Regions from separate parts of the Mus musculus genome. Here regions 1 and 2 are each linked to region 3. A link is a loop called in an ENCODE intact Hi-C map of the cell type or tissue named here. Cell type or tissue: gastrocnemius. All regions are shown on one strand.

Region 1 (5,000 bases), 700 kb before region 3:
TTACTCAGGTTTAGGGACAAAATTGTTCAGACACAGTCATATTTTCTTTTAAATGCCATCATGAGTGTAGTACTCAGTTGTCCTGTGAGTGTTAGAATTGTCGTTAGAAGATGGGGTGGTCAGCCACCCTGTAGTATTTGTCATACATGAGAAGGTGCATATACAATGAGCACAGCCTGTACTACTCTCCATAGTAAATGTTGTCCATCAGTGTGTTTAGACACTATGTTCATGTTCTCTTTCTCTGACTAGAGCATCATAACTTGTAGAATGCTATCTATGGTCTCCTGTAAAAACTGGTAATGTTTCTTGAACATTTTTAAAATCTCATTATTCTTGATTTAAAAAGAAATACTACACACTCCAGTGCAGAGAGGCCCAGCCAGTCACATTAATCCCACTTTACACACCCCCACACCCATTCTCTCTCACTCATACTCTCTTTTTCACACCCACATCCACACACCCACTCTCAAACTCAACTCTCTCTTTCACACACACACACTCACACTCACTTGCTCACTCGCTCGCTCGCTCACTCACTCACTCAGAGGAATGCTCTTAATTTTTCAGATGGTTGACATAGCATAAAGATGGAAGGACCGAGGTATCTTTAGTTTTACGGGCTCTTAGGTGTTCATTCCATTGGTCTGCTCATTTTCTGATGTGGTTGCATGTTTTTTAAAGTGCGTAAGTCCTTTGCTATTTTGGAAAAGTGCAGTAACTTTTTCCCCCCTTTAGATTTAGCTGGGCCTTTCAAGTCATGAGATGTCCCTTCCTGAAACTGTTAGCAAAGGGTGACTTTGAAGGAGGTGTTGGCCTGGACTGTCTTCTTCCCTCTGCTTTCTGCAGGGTAGCTTTGCATGCACAGTGCCGTGCTTTGAAAGAAATGCCAAGCATGGCAGTCCTTGGAGACAAAGTAAGTCACGTTATGCTGTTATGCTGTGCTTCCTCATGCCAACCGAAACACCTCTTTAACTCCTCCCCTAAATACAGAAACAGTAAATGTAGCGAAATAATCTCCAACAAGGCAGCAGGCCATCCTGAAGGCTAGTTCTGATGACTCTTGTGAGTTTAGTCACTAGCTTGGGCTGGGCCACAGTTGGTACCTTTGGTATGTATTCTAAGGGGCATTTTGCATCCTTTCTGAGAGTCTCTCTTCCATTTTTCCTTATCAGTTACTACAAGGTAACACCTGCCAAGCAGCTTATTTTTTCCTTTTTATTCCTACTTAGTAGTTTGAAGAAATACAGGCAATGGTTACTTACTGTGTCCTCTCAGGAGTTCTGAATATGTTTGAGAATTGTGTGGTGACTTCCATGAAAGTGCAGGCCACCACGACTCTTTGGCCACGTCACTGGACACTTGTTAAACCTAGAATCTGTTGGGATGGAGAAGCCAGATATGTGATCCTGTGTAACTTGCATCAGTGAGACTTGTGTGTGTGATGGCAGAGCTATGTGCAGATGCTTCCAGACGCACTCTTCCTTTCTATCACCATCTTTGTCCCTTCATGTTGGTCGGCTGGCCTTGACTACTCTATGTGCTTGCGGATGACCTTGAACTTCTACCTGCCAGCCAGGTTCGGGGTTACAGACATGTGCCTCCATTTTTGGTTTAGAGGTGCTCATTCTACTGATCCTCTCCCCTCCACTCCTTGTTTCTAGCTTTTAAACATATATTTTAGTTTTCTTTCATCAGGGTTGCTTGAGACTGTCAAGAATTATTTCTGAAGGCATGTGAGTAAAGGCAGGGATTTCTGTCTTTGTAAATCTTAGTCCCTTTCTGAAGGGTCTATGTCCCCTCTTGGTTTTTGGGAATCATAAGAGATTCTTAGGAAGTGAAGTGATAAAATCAGCCATCAGCGATTGGGACAGCCTGACAGAACAGTGGAATGCCAACTCGCTATTCACCACAAAGTTGTTGATGGCCTTGGTGAGCCTAAAATGTGTTTTCCTTCCCTTCATTTAGAAAGTACTTGAGATAAAATAGTTTTTAGTGAAGAAACTGTAGTTTGGTGGAAGTTTAGCAGAATGGAACATTTCAAAACTAGATTCAAGATAAGAATTTTTATTATGAATCCACAAGGGGGTAGTGGTGTTCTATCAAAGGTGCTGGTGGAAGCTGAGGTGATCGCCAGCATTCCAGATCTGTAGATAAAACTGGCGTGTTTGCATTTTAACTTAATAAGATCTCCTTTTCAAAATGTTTATTGGCAGAATTGTTTATTGCTTAAATTAAAAAAAATCCATTTTGGTGAATGTCTATTTTAAGCTGTGGAAATGGTTATTTGTACCATAGCACAGATAGTGAGACTGTCCTTGTAGTCCTGTGTTGGGAGAGGTCACAAAGGCTCTGAGACCACTGATGGTTTCTAAGATTGTAATAATCTTAACCTTAGGGATCAACAACTGTGGCTTAAGTGTCTTGAATAGAAGGATTTAAAAAATTGTGTCTAAACTTTATTCTTAGTGTTCTGCCAAAAGATGAAAACTGTGAACAATCTTACTCCTAGATGCTTTAATACTTCTGAATGAATCAAAACTTTGTGTTAATAGATTGCTTGCATTGTAACATAAAAGTATCCTTTCCCTAATATAAAAATCCAAGTTGTTCTGGAGGCCTGTGAGTCTTACCTGCTTGTTTAGAATTACTTATGATCAGGTGTAGTGTGGCAGAGCCAGCTATTCTTGTTGCTGTTGTGTGCTCTTTGTAAGTATAGGCCAATGGTGGGAGAAAGGTGTTAGTTTTTTTTTTTAATTTATTTTTTAAATTTTTAAGATTTATTTTATAAGTACACTGTAGCTATCTTCAGACACACCAGAAGAGGGCATTGGATCCCATTACAGATGGCTGTGAGCCACCATGTGGTTGCTGGGAATTGAACTCAGGACCTCTGGAAGAGCAGTCAGTGCTCTTAACTGCTGAGCCATCATCTCTCCAGCCCTGGGAGAAAGGTTTTTTTTTTTTTTTTTTTTTTTTTTAACAGCTTATTTTATTATTTGTGTGTTTTGTGTGACTCTGTGTGAGCTCTTGATTGTGGATGCTGGGAGCCCAACTCTGGTCTTCTAGAAGAACAGCACGTTCTCTTCAACTGCTAAGCCATTTCTTCAGTCCCAAGTGGAGAACAGTTTTATGATGGACCCCACCCCCACCCCCGGACATCCCCACACTCCTAAATCTTTATAAAGTGCAAGTATTAACTCTAACCACCTGAAATAGTTGGGCCATTCACAAGCAGTGCTGATTTGTGCCTCATGCATTGCCTGTTTCTCATTTCTGGGCTAGCAAAGGTTTTTCTGTTACCTCACCTTTCTTCATTCGTTCTGAGCAAGGAGGGGCTGACTTACGTCCTTTCTTCACTAAGTGACTTTGAGTTAACATCCCTAAAGACAGGTGCACACTTTCTTGTGTCCTTCAGCTCTGAGAGTTGAGCTATGACGTCAGCATTTTCATTCATGAATTTTGTGCTTCCATTTTTTTCTTTGTGTTTTTGAATTGGCATATTCACATATCAGTTTGCCATCAGTCAGTTCATAAGTCAACCATGAAAGATAAAACAAGAGATGAAGCACTACAGTTGTTAGATAATGCTGTAGTTGCTCCTGCTGGTTGGTCTGCAGCAATTCAGTTTGGGCAAGGTTGCTGGCCAGACAGCTTGAGGTCTAAAGCAGTAGTTTTAATTAGGTTCTGATTTTTGTGTTGAGCTGTGTTGTGAACATATTGATACAAAATTTGTGTTTTTGCTATAAGGTTAGAGTGCTATGCCATGTTTCCTTTGTTACAGAGAATATTTATTGTGTCATTTGCTGAATTGGAGGATTCTGCTTCATTTCACAGAGGCAGGCTGGGCTCAGATCTGCTGCTGTTGCAGAGCATGTGGGCTACTCTGAGCATTTGGTTACTCTTGAAGTATTTCAAATATCTTGATTATTTTATGGTTTTAACATTTCTGGTTTTGATATACTGTTGTTGTGGAAGGCATAACATCCCGAGTTAGAGTCAGATTTCATTTCTCTGGATTGTACCCTCATGTAGCTATGGGATGGAGCTTCTCCTCCAGGGAGGTTGCTGTTTGAAATCTGACCCAGTGAAGACAGTCTTGAAGGACTCTCACTTGAATTTTTCTCTGTAGGGCCAACACAGAGGCTGGGCGTCTGGCTTCTGGCATTGTTCAAGCCTATGTTTGATGAATGGTTAGCTCTAAACAAGTTAATTTTCCTTGCTTTCTTGTGGGGGGTGCGGGGGGGGGCTTTACTGATTTTCTGACTATTTAATTGGCAAGGACATTTAAAAATAGCATATGTTACTTCTAGGCTGTGCCATTTATAGCTCAGTTCATGGTTAGAGTGGATGATAAAACTATAGTCATTGCAGTTGATACCTCTTTCTTAAACTGTGTGTGTGTGTGTATGTGTGTGTGCGTGCGCACTCACTATGAGATGAACTAAGGACTTTGCCAATGTATCTTACTCTGGAATTTTTTTAATACTAAGCTTCATTTTGTGTGTTCATGTGTAAATCCTATTTACAGCTCACAGCTTTTTAGAGATCCTCTAGAGGTACAGAGCTCTGAAAGGTACAAAGTTTTATGTTCAATATTTTGTTTTGGGGGCCAGCTAGATGGCTTAGTGAATAAGGGCTTGTCACCAAACTTTCTACCAAACATGGTAGAAAGAGAACTGACCTCCTCGGCAAGTTTTGCTCTGACCTCCACATGTCTCCCCCACCATACAAATGAAAATGATTACACAGGGAGCCCAGAAGTTAGCTTCTGGTGTGGTGCCTTCCAGCTCTTTGAGACATTCAGCCTGGAGCTAATTGCGTACAGTGGCAGGCCACAAAGCCCCAGGGATCCATCTGAGTCAACCCCCCAGTGGTGGAAATGTGCTGGTGCACCCAGTTTTTACATGGGTGCAAAAGCACTTTACTGATTAAGCTGTTTTCCCAGACCCTGGGGGCAGCATTTTAAGCCATGTGACATCTCAGATACATTTCCT
Region 2 (5,000 bases), 130 kb before region 3:
TGACCCTGGTTCCCTGGCTTGGATGCTAGGTCACAGGGACTTGATTTATTCCAGCTTCCTGTCCCTGGCTGTGGCTCTTTTCCTTTTGGTGTCTATGTCCCTTGTTAGAATGCATCTCTGTCATGCCCTCTGTGCCACACCAGACTGGGACTCCTAACAGATTAGCTCCCCACTTGCCAGCTTCCTGCTGGGGGTGCGAACACCCCTCCTCAAGGGTGGCCTCCTCCTCCTCCACGCCTGCCCTCAGCCCATCACGCTCTTGTGGCTTTTTAACTCCATTAAACTTCCTCTGCCGGAAGCAGAAACCTTTGGGCAGCGTGAGGGCTGAGCTCTCTTCTCCACAGCTGCATTCCGGTGCCTTCCAGATGCGCCTAAAGCAAGAGGGAAAGCCCTCTCCTCCGCACACTCTCCACTCTCCCTCCCTGTCTCTGCATCCTGGCCTCTGGCTGCTGAAGACATGCCTGGGGTGATTGGTGTGCTTGAGTCTCGCTTGTCACGATCCGGCTGACAGGAAGCTGGACTCCCCTCCTCCCACCAAAGGCCAGTGTGGCAGAACTAACTTGGCTGCTCTGGTGCATCTTCATTTGCCATCTCACGCCGGGCAGGATTGTCATCCCCATCGCTCATCTCTGGGTCCTCAAACACCAAGGACCACAGAAAAGCCTTGGTGGGGAGGAGGGTATCAGGGCTGGGCCCCATGGGAGGTGAGAAAGGAAGTTGCTGAACAGGGTGGTGTTTAGGCCCTGAGGAGGTGCTGAGGAAGAGACCAGGGTTGGCCAGGAGCATACAGCCCACCATCTGCTGAGCAAAGTAGCTGGAACAAGACAACCTTCTAGAGAGGGTGGGACTTACAGGATGGGTGCAGTCAGGGGAGAGTACAGCTGGATAAAGGAACTTCCTCAAGGGATACCCCCACCTCTGGCTGCCACCGTCTCAGCTCAGTAGCCAGCTCTTGCCCACAAACTGTGGCTCGATTCCATCCTCTGGCATCTTCCAGTGGGGGCCACTTCAGAGCCATTTAGCACAGCAGGGACCTCTATGGGACCACAGTAGGGACAAAGAAATCCACTGGGGTCTTATTACCCACAGTGGTAGATCCCCCAACAGAGAAACCTACTGCCTCTGTCTCCCTCAGAACCAAGCACGGAGCCTTGACCAAGGCAGGGCAAGAGCCAACATGTCCTAAAGGTCACAGTTTAACAAACAAATGTCCTCAAAGAGCAGTGCAGAGCAAGCCCAAAGGCCAGTGGCTAGGAACATGGGTCAACGTCAAGACCCAGAAGATGAAACTGAGTCATACAGAGTTAGAAGTGTTTGAGCCACCTGGCTTTCTTCGGGGAGGGGGTCCAGCTGTGGTCAAGGCTTTGTGCTTGGCACTGAGGGAGTCAGGTGGTAGCTGCTTCTTTCTGTCGGTTTGTGTGTGTGTCATAACCCCTCCCCCCAGTCACTGCTAGTGAAGTTTCTACTGTAGCTGAATCCAGGACACAACTGAGCAAGCCTACAATCTAGGACACTGAAGCCTAGCTAGCTCACAGGCCTGTAAGGCTGTTACCATGACTGGAGGATCCTGTGCTGCTCAAAACGCTGGGCATCTCAGAGGTGCATAAGGGTGGGGCCACTTGTGCCCAAGACAGTATCCCCAGCTGCAAGCCCCTATGGACCCTGAGTCGACTGTATTTCTCCATCTCCTTCTCCAGCTGGCCAGACCCTGTGGAGAAGGCCACCTCTGCAGGTTCCATACACGCTGCCTTTGCTCACACCGTCACCCTCTGTGTCACAGCTATCAGGTCCCTCGGCTTCAGTGCCCAGTGAGGTCCACAGAGAACAGGGCCAGGTCTAGAGTCACACATGAGCCAGGAATGGGGCACAGCAGTGATCTTCCAGCCCCTGCTTCACCGCCTGACGTAGCTTGGCTGTAGCTTCCAGGGCTGAGCTCCCCAGGGCCAGCGACAGTGCCAAGGGATGAAGCAGAGTCAAACAGAAAGTGTCTCCCCGTCTGGGGCCCCGGGCCTCAGGCCTCCGTGATGCATCCCTCTGAGTGCAGCTCTCTCTGAGAATAAGCTCCATCGCTGGCCGTGACTCCCAGCAGTCTGCTGGCTTCTTTGCAAACCGTTTCTGCTTCTAATGAGTGTTTTTCTCTTTACCATTGTTCTCTAAAATGCTTAATGAATGTTTTCTGCACACAAGGCAGGGGGTGTGCCTCCACATGGCAGCTTGACTGCTCATTCCAGCCGTGGGGCAGAGGCCGTGGGAATCCTTCCTGGCTCAGCACAGCCCTGTAATACACAAAGACCTGTGGGAAGATAGATGCTGGGGCACCGGGAAGGACATGGCACAGGGTGTGGGGCTCCCAGTTCACTAAAGACCTGGCATTTCAAATCCAAGGTCTAGGACCTGGACTTTGGAAGAGCACTGTATCCTGAGTTCACAGAGCTGGATTCCAGTACTACGTGGTCTAACCTAAGGAGGCCATGGCTTCCTGGCCAGGCAGTCAACCTTCACCAAGTGCTCCTTGTCACTAGGGATTGGCGATTCAATCACTCAGGCACCAGGGGGCAGAATGAAGCAAGATGTCAAGGTCTCCTAGGGTCAGCCTCTCCACCTTCCTTCCCACCCACTAGGCTCTGCTAACCCTAGAAATGGTGAGTTCCGAGGAGTGATGGGGTATTATTCTGACAAAATGTCCAGGGTAGCCATCTTGTAAGGAAGAAATGTTTACTTCAGCTCATGGTTTCAGAGGTTTCCTGTCCCTAGTCTCTAGGTCCTTTTCCCTTTGAGTGTGTCATGTGTGCACATGATATCATGGTATATACCATACACACACACACACATATATGTATATATACACATACACATATACATATATATACACATATACACATACACACTGTATATACTATAGTGTATATATTGTGTATATACTATATATGCTGTATATACTGTATATATACTTATATATTACTATATATACTATATACTATATATACACACATATACACCTATATATATCATATATATATGCAGACACTATATATACCATATATACTTATATACCACATATACTCTCTATATAGTATATATACTATATATACCATATATACACTACAAATATATATATATATACCATATATTTACCGTGTGTGTGTGTGTGTGTGTGTGTGTGTGTGTGTGTGTGTAATCTCTGTGTGTGTGCTTCAGTGACCTTCATGGGCCTTCTTTGCCATAAGTTTCTGCCACCTTATCATAGTGCCACAGACTGGGGACCATAACTTTAGGATGTGGGCTCTGGGGGCATCGCAGATTCTGGTCATAGAGGCTAGTCCATGCAATGCATTCTGGTGTACCATAGCAATGGACCAGGTGATCTGAGAAGGTTTCCTGGAAGAGGAGATGAGTCTAGAGTTGAAAGATGGAGGAAGCAGGGTGGGAAGAGTGGCCTCGATGCCCTTTTGATGTGAGGCAGGTGAGGGCACGCGCCCAGTGGGGTTAATGAATGTTTTCTGTAGGAGTCAAGCAGGGGGTACCATGGCTGCTCAAAGTTCCCAGATACACATACCTGGTCCAGGGCCCATCTGGGAAGAGGGAATAGAGGAGAGAGGTCTGGAGTTCACTATCTCTGCTTCCCAGCACAGCGGGGAAGAGGGGGCCTAGGCAGGGTATCAGAGCAAAGGCACTGGGGCCTGTAGCCCCAGCAGTCTGGAGGCTGATAGAGATTGGGTGATGAGGAGCAGGAAGTGTCTGAGGCTAGCCTGGGCAGCAGCTATATCCCATCTCCACAAACAGAAACAATGATACTTCGTGACAGTTTCTCCACTGTTAGCAGTAGCCACCACCATCATCACCATCACCATCATCACCATCACCATCACCACCACCATGATCATCACCATCACCATCATCATCTGTGCTAATAACTTCATTCATCTCAGCCCTTGTGCTTCTGAGCACTTTGTTGTCCTCATGAAGCTGCTACATCACTATGACCACTGTGTAGAAGGGAGTTTGGGATTGATTCCAGCACAGACTTAGACTGGCCATCAGCTGGTCCCCACTTGGTGGGCTGGAGGCATTCTAATCCCAAACCAGACATCAACCCACTCCAAGGTGCCTCCAGATAAGATATCCCTGCCTAGGGAGGAAGACCACAGGAAGGACAGGAGTCCATGGGTCAGCGGGTGCACTGCAGGAGAAGGCTGGCACTGGTGTCACAACGGGTGGGAGAGGGGCAGGGAGTGAGGACCGTGAACTCCAGGAAGAAGCCACAGCAGGAGGGACTGTTGCCAAAGGGAGCTAGGTCCCATTCAGTCTGGAAGATTCCAGTCCAGGGGTAACTGACTCAAACCGAAGCCAAGTGGAGAAACCCTCTAGGTGGCTCTGACCTGGGAAACCAGACTAGACGGGTTGTACATGTCAAAGGGGAAGGGGCAGGAACAAGGGTGCTGGCAGAGACCATTCCCGAGATGTCGTCTTATCCTGGCTCTATTCTAACGAGCAGCTTTTCCTTTCTCCATTTAATGTCTCTTGAATAACGTGATCAGGAGATTAGGTAGACACCAGGAATTTACGGTGCTATGCAAAAAAAAAAAAAAAAAAAAAAAATTGCTCAATTCCATTAAGATTTCAGGACCCTGGCCAAGGCTGCGCAGCGGAGCGGGTAGTATTTCCTCCTTAGATGTCTTTTCTTGATTGCGATTTACGATGCCAAGGCCCTAGCTGTACCCACCCAATGCCTCCAGAAAATATGGCAGGCTCCCAAAGCCTATTCTCCTCTGAGGAGTGTGACCGGGCAGTTTTCAGTTTCCCTCATCCAGATCCCTTCCTCAGGAGACAGGAGCGATGGGGAATGTCCTTTTCATGGGTGGTCTCCGGTGGGAGTGGCCAGCTTCAACCTCACCTTGGAGATTTCTGTATACCAAGGTTGCTGGCGAGGCCGGAGCTCTCTGAAGCCACGGGACACTCTGCTACCACCTAGTGGACAGGACGTGTACTGCGGATAGAAA
Region 3 (5,000 bases):
AAGGCTCTGGCTCTTGGTCCTTCTAGCTTGCTGGGAAATTTGTTCAGTGGCTCAAAGCCACCACCACCATGGCCCAAATCGGGCACTCTCAGCTTCTGTGACCCAACGGAGAGCTAGATAAAACTGGTTCCCATAGGGCACCCATGGCTTTCTGCCTTATCCCATTTCCTGGCTGCCCATTAGGAAAGAGTACCCCAGCCTCTTCCCAGCTAGCAGCCAGACTGATGCATCAAGGCTTTTAAGCTGTTCCTAGCCCTTCCCTGAGCACAATCCTGCCCAGCTGTCCCCACCTTAGGGCTTTATTTGGAGCACCCTGGATGGCCAGATGGCCCTGAAGAACAAGCAAGACCTGAGTTTCAGCAGGCCTCCACCACCCTCAGAAGGCTCCAGCCTTCAGCCAGCTCAGCCCAACTGTCTTCTGGGAACCCCACCATGTCACTCTAGGTCCATAGATGCCTATGGCAGGTGTCTTCAGCTACAAAATGAGGGCCAAGTCGGAAAGTTGCCTGGAAAGAGATCCTGGGCCTGGGACAGCAGCCACCTCATTCCCCCACTGCTCCTGCATTGTCCCACAATGTCATGCACACTTGCACATATAAATACCCACATGCACACAGCACCCTCGCCATCTTGGACACCCATAGACCAGGACACACACAAGAGCTCAGAATGGGGAAGGTTTGGTTTCCTGACCCTATGACTTCTGAAACTTTCTCCAAAGCAACCCAGACCCCTTGTCTATGACGAGTCAAGGCCAAGGGCATGTTGGTAACCTGCCAGACTAGGACGTACACATGAGAAGTGGCTCCGTGGCTCCATGGCTCCATGGCTCCATGATTTGGGTGACAGTGCCAGCAAGGGGATGCTGTGTAAAAGGATTTCCAGCAGAGGTCAGAGGCTGGATGTAAACTTGGCATCTCTGAGATGTGTGAAGGTAGCACCCCCTCTCCCAGACTTGGCCAGTACACCTGAGCTTTCTGAGTGGCCATGTCCTCTTTCCTGGAACGGGTGACAATGTTGTCTGTGTGGCCCTGAAATGACATCATAGATGTCAAATGACCCATGTAGTGGCTGTAGTTAGGAGGAAAAACCTGCCCAAAGGCCAGAACAGCGCCCTCTGGAGGCCAAGCCCTTATCTCACAACCCCTGTGTGCCCAGCAAGGGCACCCAAGGGCTACCTGGACATCTCCTGTCTTCCTCCAGCCAGAGTGGGACCACTGAGCTCTGTGCTTTGGGAAGATGCCAGACAGGAGGAAGCCCAGGCCATCCCTCGGGGAACCCAATCAAAGGGGGCCTGCTGAGAAGGCATCACAGGGCTGTCTCAAGGATAGCCATGCTGTAGGGGCCCCAGGCCACCAGCCCGGAGGATGGTGTGGCGGAAGGCTACAGGGCATCCCAGGCAGTGTGCGGAACATAGAGAAGGAAGCAGAGGCGATGTGAGTAGAAATGGTGTGTCAGTGTCAGGACTGTGGCCTGCAGGGCTGCAGGCCTTCAGGACTCTGAAGCGATGGGGACCATGCTGAGTTTGGGGTTAGAGGCCCAGGTGACGGTGGGGATGGAGAGTGGGCTGAATGTTAGTGTGAGAGAAGAGAAGAAGCCATGTTGAGCATGGGAAGCGGGAGTCATCTGTGTTGAGTCCGGGGTGGAGGCCATGTTGAACTTGAGGGAAGAGATATTGTGTTGAATGCTGGGTAGAGGCCATGGTAGGCGTCAGTGTGGAAACCTTGTTGAGTAGGGGTCAGAGCTGGAGACCATGTGAGAATGAAGAGATTGAAGCCATGTTGAGTATGGGGAAGGGAAATCATAGGAGAGGCCCTGGTGAGTGTGGGCTGAAGGTCATAGTGCATGTGGGATAGAGCCATGTTGGCTGTAGGGTAAAGGCCGCTGTAAGCACGGGGTGGTGGCCGTGGTGAGCGAGAGGCTAAGGGTGCTCTTCTAGATCCTAGCAGTCCTCAGATGCCTTGACTCTTCTGTCTTTACTGGAAATGGTTTTAGAAGCCATGTCTTGGCCCCTCTCCGCACACTCAGCAAGGGTCTTTTCCAGTCCCAGGGCAGCCAGCATAGGCTAGGGAGACTGCAGACAGGGACCCCACAGTGTGAAACTGAAGCTTCAGAGGCAAAGAAGAGACAGGGCAGTACGTGATAGCACCTGCCTTTCCTGGGAACTCCCCACCCAGTCCCCACAGCAACTTCCCATCTGTCCCAAGAGGCTCACTGGTGCTCACCTGAGCCTTAGGGGGTACGTTCAAAGTATCATGTTTTCTCGTGATTTTTTTCAAACGAAGACAAACTCTTCATGGGGCAGGTGTTTATTTGTCTTGCTTTTTTGCTTAGATTGTAATCCTGGTGATTATGGAGTATCAAGACATAAAATCAACAAGGGTGCGCCTTCCCTGCGCCTTCTAGACCAGTTCCTGGTCATTTAGCGCCACCTGGTGGCCAGTCATAGTAGCACGCTTCCAGGATGTGCCTAGCACTCCTGCGGGAATTATCTGAGCACAGCCTGTGGAGTGGGGTGGCTGGCCTCAGAGTGACAAAGCAACTGCCCACGGACTGCAGATGTGGCCATGAGAGGAGCAGAGTGTCAGAGACCAGCCTTGGGTTGACTGCTGCTAGGGAGGCTTCATCCAGTGTCCCTGCAGTGGAGGAAGAGCTCTGGGGTAGGAGTGACAGACTCTAAGTCAGGTGTGAGCTTTGGCGCCCAGGCTCACACCTTGGTGTCTGGGGTTCAGAGCACCTTCTTTTTCGGATCACTGCAGCGCAGGTGAGCCCCGAGCACAGAGCAGCCAGCGGCAGGAACCATTTCATTTCTGAAGTACCTGGGCAGGTCTAGGAAAAGCAGGCTTTGGGGGCCCTGTCCAACTTTGTTCTGATGTCTAGGGTGGAAGCCAGCCAGGGGACTCTGGGTGTTTTACAAACCGTTCTCATGCTAGACTCTCCAGGCTTGTATTTCCTAGAAACTCTAGCCTGAGGCAGACACCAGAAAGAGGCAAACCCAGGGCTCTTGCTTGGAAAGCTGAGCTAGCACCCTCACCCTTGGACTTCTTGGGATGGCAGGGAGGCACGGTCGGAGATTTATCAGGGAACTTCCAGAGGGAAATGTCCCGGAGATGGGAGACCTAGTTTCTGGGTGTTCCAGAACTGAGATGTCTCCCTAGGCTCCTAATTAAGAACTACAACCCTTAATATTTTCTGGATTTGTAGTTTGAGTCTTGGTGCCAGCACACAGTGTGATCTCTTGGAAGCCATGAGGCTGGGGTTCAAACCCAGAGCCTCACGCATGCTGGGCAAGTGCTACCACTAAGCCACAGTGCTAAGCCCTTTTTCTATTTTCCATTTTGAGATAGGATCTTGCTAAGTTTCCCGGACTGGATTTGAACTTATGCTCCTCCCATCTCAGCCTTCTGGGTTGCTTGGATTTCAGGCCTGTGCCACCAAGGCCTGGCTGACACGGGGGGGGGGGGGGGGGGTGTCCTTGCTGAACACTTGTTGACTGTAACTCAAGAAAAGTCCTGAGTATGGACCATACCTATACCTTTGTCCCTGGGGCCAAGAATAGCAGCTCTGTCCTTAGGGAGAGAAGTCTTGTGTCCTGCAGTCACTGCAGGACCTGAGAGTCTGGGAAAACAAAGATAGACCCCCAAAGGCCTGCAGAGGATTCCCTGTGCCCTCTGCTGTCCCTGGGAAAGGAGCTACTGTCCTGGAGCCTCAGATTGGCTGAGCCCTGCTCTGCTCTGCCACACTCCTGGCTGCAGACCTCATCCTGCTGCACCTTGGCCATCTTCCAGCCTGGCACAGAGGTGGGTGCCTTTGGCAGACACCTCCCACCCCTGCCCGTGGGACCTTGGTTTGTTTTGCAAATGTTCTTTTTTTTCCTTCAGGCTAGATTCTATTGAGCGGATGTGTCCCCCAGAAAGAACATGCTTCTGATTTCCTGCCTGTCCCTCGCTGCTTGTTCTTTGAGGCTCCTTGGGCACTTGTACCCGTAGGCTGTTCCAGAAGTCTCCTTTGGCTTTCTCCTCCCCATTCACCAGCCCAACCAACCTTTGTGGCTTATTCTCAGACCTGCCCTAAGCCTGAGAGTCAAGGGTCTGATTCTAACTCAGAGATCAGCTCGCTAAAGAGGAGACGCTCTAGTGAAGTGTGGCACTCCATCTCCCTAGGTTTTATGTCTCTGTAAGAATCAAGATCTCTGGACCACATAGTGGAGAGTTAGAAGGGAGTTTCCCCTAAGGGAAGCCAGCCATATGAAATGTCCCTAATTTCAAGTGGCCCTGTAGGACTGGGTACCCAACTATTTACGACTACATGTTTCCCCGTTGACTGGCTCTTCCCTCAAGTAGCGGGAAGGACTAGGGACTCCAGGTTTGAAACCGACACCAGAAGCAACTCCTCTCGCTGCCACACTGATCTTCCAGCATTGCCAGCAAGTCAGGGTTTCTGGCACATTCACTACCATTGTGAAGAGTCACCATCCCAGGGAGAAGAGGCTAAGCTCTCAGCCAAGGACAGTTTCTAGCATGTCCGTCCACCTTTACGGTTTTTCCAAGCCAAGGCTACACTATCACCATGTGGTCTAGATTCCCTGATTTAGGCATCCCGGCCCCTCACATCCAGTGTCCCTCTCCTCTGAAACAATATGGCCAGGGTGAGTTCCCCACTCCACAGCTGACACCAAACCTCAGCTTCTGGCTTTCTCCAGAGGTGGGTGTGACTGAGCATGAAGTCTAGGTCTCCCAGTAGAAAGGGGCTTCTAGCATGCTGAGTCCCAACACAGCAACCAGGCTCCTTGGAGATGCTGCACGCAGAGGATCCTTGCACACAGCCAGTATGCACGCCACGCCTAACCCTCAGCCCCGATGGTGCGCCTCCAAATGAGAGCGGAGATGGGGAGCTGACTAGCATGTGGGTGTCTGGATATGAGAAGTTAAATCTAATGAAAACTTCATCTAGTTGAACCAAGAAATCAGAAGCAGGGCCTTTATTCCTGTCAACAAGGA

What was found. Peaks named below come from ENCODE experiments on the same cell type or tissue, not always from the same donor. Only the 100,000 strongest peaks of a DNase experiment are listed, where the experiment ranks them.
Region 1: it touches region 3 in a loop (2.7-fold over the local background); 14 of 42 quality-filtered maps call a loop at or near these places.
Region 2: it touches region 3 in a loop (5-fold over the local background); 15 of 42 quality-filtered maps call a loop at or near these places.

What each region holds. Positions count from the first base shown.
Region 1 is chr4:151,851,252-151,856,251 of GRCm38, reverse strand. The region is part of intron 1 of Camta1 (calmodulin binding transcription activator 1); the gene reads left to right. Gm42357 (a long non-coding RNA gene) reads right to left here. Exons shown (of 3, transcript XR_881602.3): 2 at 1,269-1,381. Among named protein-coding and RNA genes, the nearest start is that of 9230110K08Rik, 8.0 kb to the left of the region's middle. In gastrocnemius, CTCF peaks have their summits at 2,075 (motif pointing right) and 4,884; a DNase peak (open chromatin) is centred at 4,873; H3K27ac peaks cover 1,363 bases.
Region 2 is chr4:151,283,216-151,288,215 of GRCm38, reverse strand. All of the region lies in intron 6 of Camta1 (calmodulin binding transcription activator 1), which reads left to right. Among named protein-coding and RNA genes, the nearest start is that of Gm45960, 63 kb to the right of the region's middle. In gastrocnemius, a CTCF peak has its summit at 4,968 (motif pointing left); DNase peaks (open chromatin) are centred at 1,969 and 4,942.
Region 3 is chr4:151,154,576-151,159,575 of GRCm38, reverse strand. All of the region lies in intron 7 of Camta1 (calmodulin binding transcription activator 1), which reads left to right. Gm52711 (a long non-coding RNA gene) reads right to left here and starts at 982. Exons shown (of 3, transcript XR_003955319.1): 1 at 793-982. In gastrocnemius, CTCF peaks have their summits at 1,117 (motif pointing left) and 2,437 (motif pointing left); DNase peaks (open chromatin) are centred at 372, 784, 2,438 and 3,787.